Linked DNA regions of Homo sapiens: region 2 is linked to region 1. A link is a contact called in ENCODE Hi-C or POLR2A ChIA-PET data. All regions are on one chromosome and are shown on one strand. The core of a region is the stretch at or near the end of the contact, and the rest is flanking DNA. Distances in the headings are between cores, read along the strand shown. Region 1 holds the start of PIK3CB (phosphatidylinositol-4,5-bisphosphate 3-kinase catalytic subunit beta). Region 2 overlaps PIK3CB (phosphatidylinositol-4,5-bisphosphate 3-kinase catalytic subunit beta).

The links. A loop is a pair of places that touch in the nucleus more often than their neighbours do. ChIA-PET counts read pairs that join two places held with the same protein, here RNA polymerase II (POLR2A). Pooled maps may share reads with other maps.
Region 2: a map of naive thymus-derived CD4-positive, alpha-beta T cell shows a loop between it and region 1 (2.4-fold over the local background). The contact joins the enhancer-like site here to the promoter of PIK3CB in region 1. A Hi-C loop is called at or near these places in 28 of 168 maps with a recorded cell type or tissue (A673, CD14-positive monocyte, CD4-positive, alpha-beta T cell and 20 more) and 21 of 50 pooled maps. POLR2A ChIA-PET finds 5 or more read pairs at or near these places in 10 of 52 experiments (GM10248, GM12878, HEK293 and 7 more).

The regions. Positions count from the first base shown.
Region 1 is chr3:138,833,436-138,836,990 of GRCh38, forward strand. PIK3CB (phosphatidylinositol-4,5-bisphosphate 3-kinase catalytic subunit beta) reads right to left here and starts at 1,493. Exons shown (of 24, transcript NM_006219.3): 1 at 1,260-1,493. RefSeq lists a silencer at 990-1,729.
Region 2 is chr3:138,763,591-138,767,147 of GRCh38, forward strand. The region is part of intron 2 of PIK3CB (phosphatidylinositol-4,5-bisphosphate 3-kinase catalytic subunit beta); the gene reads right to left. Among named protein-coding and RNA genes, the nearest start is that of PIK3CB, 70 kb to the right of the region's middle. Within about 2 kb of position 1,346, at least 2 of the 41 ENCODE cell types and tissues checked have a DNase peak (open chromatin) inside an H3K27ac peak, as active enhancers do; they include mammary epithelial cell, where a contact is called at or near this core.

The DNA of each region.
Region 1 (3,555 bases), core at 243-2,742:
TTTCCTGTGCTACATTATTATGACTTAAACAGTTCTGCTTTTACCATAAAATCTTACAATGTAGCATAAAAATCCCCAAATGATTAATGAACTGCTGAGACCTCTGACTCGTTGGAGACAATTTTATTACGAATCATATCTCCAAACTTCCATTCAGTGCTTCAAAATAAGTACTCATTTAATTATCATGACTTCACCAGACAGTCACACTGCCCACAATGATGTTTACAAAAGCACTTGTCACTCCCTTTGGATGTAGCAATGCAGAAAAAAGAGTCTGTTTCCATACTCTTCGTGTGTTTATAACTCTGTAACAAGTGGCAGAGTTCAAGTGTCACTTGAGATGAAACAGCAAAGCACTTCAAGTTTACGTCCCACCATCTTTCATCCTAAGCGAATCCCGAATTTGCTCGGTTTCATTTCAGCAGTAATTCCCACTCAGTACCTGAGACAGGGTTCCAATTCAGCCCTGCGGGAAGAGACTGCAGGATTCTAGTAAGGGACTATAGGATTCTATTTTGGCCACTGCGAGGTTAACAGGCTCCAATATTAAGCAACTCCAGTATCGGTTACTGCAACACCAGAGCAGATCGGAAATAAATGTGCCCCCAAACGCACGCCAGCAGCCAGGAATTAGCAATAGCTAACACGAGATGCTGCAGCAGGGGTATCATTTACTTAGCACTTGTTCAGTTATGCCTAACCTCACAACAACCTTATGGTGTATGTATTATTATTTCCATTTAACACATCAGGATATTTTGGCCCAAGGCCCCAGGACTGGTCAGCAGCGGCGTTGGGATTCGAAAACATGTCCATAACCTAATAACCCTGGGTCCACGCCTCTGAAATACACTTCTGCGCAAAAAGGCACCTGAGGGTCGGGAAGTTCCGGAGGTGTCCGCATAGACGCGGGGCGCGAGTACGCCGTCTCTCCACAGAAACGCCCCTCAGGAACGGGACCCAAAGCGACAGTGACCCGGGACGCCCGGCAGCGTCTCTGCCGCCCAGGGGCCGGGGGGCGCCACTCACCTTGGAGAGCCCAGGGCGGGCCGCAACCAAGCCAGACGCCCCCACCGGCCGGTAGGCGGTTATCCTCCAAGCTGGCAGGAAGCGCGGTGCAACCACAAGAGTCGCCAGCGCCGCAGGTAGCGGCAAGCTAGAACGCACCGCCAGCACGCCCGGGGGCACCGCAGCCGGCGCCGCGACCCAGCCGCCCCTCAGCCGCGCCGCATCCGGGTCCCGGCCGCCGCACTCACCTGCCTGGCGTTCCGCCGCCGCCGCCTGCTACTATTCCAAGTGCGCAGTCAGCAGCCCAGGCCGCCGCAACCGCTCCACTCCGGCGCCCCCATCCCTGCCTCTCTCGATCACCTCCCGCCTGCCCCGCGCAGCACTACACTCGCCCCCTCCCCACTGCCATGGCCCGCTCCGCCGCAGCGCCGCACAGGCCGACAGAGCACGCGCGCGCCGCCGCCGAACCCGCGCCCGTGTGCGCGCGCGCCAGCCTCTCAGGCCTGCATCCCAGCAGCCCCCGCCCCGCCCTGCGCCGCCCTCGGGCCAATCCCGGGCCCCGCGGTGGCGGCGGCGGCGGCGGCGGCAGTTGGGCTGGCAGGGTGTGGGGAGAGGCCTCACTGCCGATTCCTCTACCGTTGCCAGCCCGGCTGCGACGCTGCTGCACGGCCTTTCCTAACTCTCTTTGCGACTCCCAGAGGACTGCGGAATAGGGAATCCCCGGCAAGTCGCCTTCAGGAGAGACCCATCACCCGCTGCGGCCTCCATAACCTCCTCCCGAGAGATTCCGCTCTTCCTAGGTTCCTTGCTGGCCTTTTCTTCCCAGCCCTTCTCCCTGTTCTGCGACATGGACTGACTCCTAAATTCTTGGACGCAGCACTTATTTTTTTCCCGATACCCGTCTCCGTCTTTCACTCCCTTTGTGAGGATAGGGCGCTAGCTCGGCTGCCTCACAGCTGGCCCTTCAGTCCCTACACTGTGAATGGTTGTTTCTAGGGAAAAGTCCAGGCTTTCAAGCCCAAGATTCTTGTTCTTTGTTCAATTTTGCAGTAACAACACCTAACATTTGTCTGCAGAGCCTTAAACTTTACCCCTTTTTGCCTACCTTGTTTCCTGTTACCTTTGACCCCAACCGCGAAAAATCACAGTCCTCTTTCTAGTGGGACACTTAAATTTTACTTACTGAAAACCAACATTTTAACTCACTCCAAAGCTAGTATATTCTAACGTAATGCTCCTATATTACCCTGGACAAATAGTTGAGTAGTCAGGGATAAAATCTAGAAGTACAACATAATAAAAAGCAAACGTGACAAATCAATTAAGTGACAAACCAATAGTTTATTTGAGAAATGATCCTAGTTTTTTTATTTTTTATTTATTTACTTATTTTGAATGAGAGTTTCGCTACTGTTGCCCAGGCTGGAGTGCAATGGCGCGATCTTGGCTCACCGCAACTCTGCGTCCCCCGGTCAAGCGATTCTCCTGCCTCAGCCTTCCTGAGGATTACAGGCATGCGCCACCACGCCTGGCTAATTTTGTATTTTTAGTAGAGACGGGGTTTCTCCACGTTGGTCAGGCTGGTCTCGAACTCCCGACCTCAGGTGATCAGCCCGCCTCGGCCTCCCAAAGGGCTGGGATTACAGACATGAGCCACCGTGCCCGGCCAATGATCCTGGTTTTAATTGACTTTCGATTTAAAGCAAGAACATTGAAAAATAAATTCCAGAAGAGGCTGTAATACCAACACTTTGGGAGGCCGAGGTGGGCAGATCACTTGAGCCCAGGAGTTCACACCTAGCCTGGGCAATATGGCGAGACTGACAAAAATGACGTGAGTGTGGTGATGTGCATCTGTTGTCCCAGCTACTTGGGAGACTGAGGTGGGAGGATAATATGAACCCAGGAAGTCGAGGGAAGTCGAGGCTGGTGTGAGTCGAGATAGCACGGTAGCACCACTGCACTCCAGCCCGGGAAATAGAGCAAGACCCTGTCTAGGAAAAAAAAAAAAAATCCAGAAGAATTAAAAAATATAAAAATTTACAAAACAGAAACTTAAGAGGAAAAAAAAATTTTTTTTTGAGACAGTCTCATTCTGTTGCCCAGGCTGGAGTGCAGTGGCACCATCTCAGCTCATGGCAACCTCCACCTCCCAGGTTCAAGCAGTTCTCTTGCCTCAACCTCCAGAGTAGCTGGGATTACAGGCACCCGCCACCACACACGCCTAATTTTTTTTTTCTTTTTTTGAGACGGAGTCTTGCTCTGTCGTCAGGCTGTAGTACAGTGGCACAATCTCGGCTCACTGCAACCTCCGCCTCCTGAATTCAAGGGATTCCCCTGCCTCAGCCTCCCAAGTAGCTGGGACTGCAGGCGCGCACCACCATGCCCGGCTAATTTTTTGTTTTTTAGTAGAGACGGGATTTCCCTGTGTTGGCCGGGATGGTCTCCATCTCTTGACTTCGTGATCTGCCCGCCTCAGCCTCCCAAAAGTGATGTGATTACTGGCCAATGAGGCAGAAATTTTAAGCAAGACAGGAAGCCCAG
Region 2 (3,557 bases), core at 96-2,595, 70 kb before region 1:
AATACTAATAAAAGAGCATGAAACTAGAAAAATAAAACTCTGGGATCTCACCCTTACCAGACAGCTGGAAATGGTAAGGCATCTGAGACATAATGCCCAGAGCAGCAATCTTTTCAAAGAGACTGACTGCATCTCACCAGCACTCCCATCCTATAGCATCAACTGCCAAGATATAAAATTCTAAATTTCTAAGCCATTAGAGAAAATGCATTAAGGTAGATACAAAAATTTCTTGATGAAGGCCAGGCGCGCTGGCTCATGCCTGCAATCCCAGCACTTTGGGAGGCCAAGGCGGGCAGATCATGGGGTCAGAAGTTCAAGACCAGCCTGACCAACATGGTGAAAACCCGTCTCTGTTAAAAATGCAAACATTAGCTGGGCATGGAGGCACGCCCCTGTAATCCCAGCTACTTGGGAGGCTGGGGCAGGAGAATCGCTTGAACTCGGGAGGCGGAGGTTGCAGTGAGCCGAGATCGCACCACTGCACTCCAGCCTGGGCGACAGGGCAAGACTCCATCTCCAAAAAAAAAAAAAAAAAATTCTTGATGAAATGATTATATCTAAAATGAATTACAAGGCTAAGAGTGGTGGCTCATGTCTATAATCCCAGCACTTTGGGAGGCCAAGGCAGGAGGACTGCTTGAGCCCAGGAGCCCAAGACCAGCCTGGGCTACATAGTGAGACCTCATCTATCAAGAAAAAAAAAAAAAATTAGCCAAGAGTTGTGGCATGCACCTGTGGTCCTAGCTACTAGGGAGGCTAAGGCAGGAGGATCACTTGAGCCCAGGAGGCTGAGGCTGCAGTGTGCTGTTAATTGCACCACTGCTCTCCAGCCTGGGCAAGAGTGAGACTATGTCTCAAAAAGTAAAATAAAAAATAAAATGAATTATGAGACAGGGCATGGCAGCTCACACCTATAATCCTAGCACTTTGGGAGGCCAAGGTGGAAGAACTACTTGAGGTCAGGAGTTCGAGACCAGCACAGGCAACAAAGCAAGACTAATTTAAAAATTGAATTATGAGAATGAATTCATGATTGGGCCCCTACTTTCCTTCCTCTCTAAATGTGTCATTCAACACACAGGATCCTTAGTCCAGTCATGCTGAATCACAGGTACTTGCCAGCATATCTCACATTCTCTCCTGCCTCCTACTTTAAACAGATTATTCCCTCTTCCTAAGATGTCTTCAGCTCCATATTGCCTGACCAAATTTTATTATTCTAGATTCCTGGAAACCTTCCCTGATACTCCTCGGTGTGTCTCAAGCACCCAGGACATACCTGTGACAACACTGGAGCACACTGTATTAAAGCTCACTGTGTACTCATCTCTCCCTAGTCTCATATTATTTCTAGCTCTTTAGCTCCTGGCACATATTAGCCTCTCAATAAATAATCACTTATGGTTAAATGAAGAAATGAGTAACAAATCCCACAGAATTTGTAAGAAGGAGGCCGGGCACAGTGGCTCCCGCCTATAATCCCACTAGCACTTTGGGAGGTGAATCACTTGAGGTCAGGAGTTCGAGACCAGCCTGGCCAACATGGCGAAACCCTGTCTCTACTAAAAATACAAAAATTAGCTGGGCGTGATGGCTGCCTGTAATCCCAGCTACTCAGGAGCCTGAGGCAGGAGAATTGCTTGAAACTGAGAGACGGAAGTTGCAGTAAGCCAAGATGATGCCACTGCACTCCGGCCTGGATGACAGAGCAAGACTCCATTTCCAAAAAAAAAGAATCTGCTAGTAGGACAATTATATTGGATATTAAAAATTTGATTTAAATCATGCTTGACAGGAAAACTTGAACCTTGCAATCTTCAATATAGTCTTTCAGCACTTACTCTAAGAAATATCACAAACAGCCTCCGCAAGTGATACCTTTATATGAAATCAAAATATTTTACCAATACATAGATAAAATGCCATATATATCTACATATCCTACAACTCTTTAAATTAAGAAAACTAGCCAGGTATAGTGGCTCATGCCTATAATCCCAGCACTTTGGGAGGCTGAGGTGGGGGGATCACTTGAGCACATGAGTTCAAGACCATCCTGGACAACATGGCAAAACCCCCTCTCTTCAAAAAAAAAAAAAAAAAATTAGCTGTGCATGGGACTACATGGCACACACCTGTAGTCCCATCTACCTGGAAGGCTAAGATGGGAGAATCACCTGAGCCCAGGAGGTTGAGGCTGCTATGAGCTGTGATCATGCCACTGCACTCCAGCCTGGGCAACAGAGTGAGACGGAAGGAAGAGTGAGACGAAGTGGGGCGAAAGAAAAAAAGTTGAAATTACTTAACTCAGACATTCAAGTCTATTTGCATGTGGTTTTACAAAATCTCAACCTACATTTCAGGTAGCCCATGTATCTTTCCTTAAAAGAATAAAGTAAAAAATATTAACAAACATATAAAATTCTTTTGCATAGATCAGGCTTTGCCTAATGCTGCCATGTCTCAAATACATAAACTCCTGTCATGTGAAGAAGAGCATAAAATGGATCTCACCTATAACTTAAAGATGGCACCCTCACTGTGTTGCAATCCCAGTAATGTTATAGGTGTTTCTGAAAATGATGTATTTTTTTAACTAATGTTTGACTATAAAACTGCTATTTTCAGGATAAGGCATCCTCTCCTAAATTTAAATAGGCTGAAGAACTCCCTTGATGTCAAAGGGATAACCATTATTTATTTCTCAAGCTCCAACAGACTGAAAATTGTTTCTAGTATAAAGAAAATAAAAAACTCATTTCAGAATAATTCACTAAGTTTTTATGTTTTATGTACTTTTCTATATCTGTGCTATATTTCACATTTTAAATGTCTTAAAATTTTTTTAATGGCAAAATACACTGCAAAGGCTAAGTATCTTTCTTGTGCCATCTTTAGGTGCATCATAAAGAAAAATTTTATCCTTTACTTTAACAGTTGCCCATGCTTAAAAATAGAAAAATCCTTCCTCACTTACAAAGAAAAATTTTATCCTTTAACAGTTGCCCATGCTTAAAAATAGAAAAATCCTTCCTCACTTACAAAGAAACATCACACCAATCTCCAAAATCAATTCCCCTATCTACAATTTCAAGGACAAAACCCTCACATTCAAAGTATCAATTGATTCAGAAATATTCTAATGATTCAGCAACATACTGAAGATGCCTGTAAAGCAGAATTATTGTGTTTAAAGACCTAGAAATGTTTTTCCCAACTAGGAGTAAATCATCAGAGGGAATACTGCAAGGTTAAATATATCTACCTTGATATTGTCATTAGCAATTTACTAATAACTGAGTTAGACTGGCTGTCAAACTTTGTAAACACTCTAAGGAGATATATAGTATTAAGCTAAATATTCTCCAGAAGAATGATTTTCAATTTTGTCATATTCAGTATTCCCCTTTTTTTTTTGAGACAAAAAAAAAGTATCCGGGCATGGTGGCACATGCCTGCAATCCTAGCTACTTGGGGGGCTGAGGCAGGAGAATCGATTGAACCTGGGAGGCAGAAGTTGCAGTGAGCCAAGATCGTGCCACTGCACTCCAACC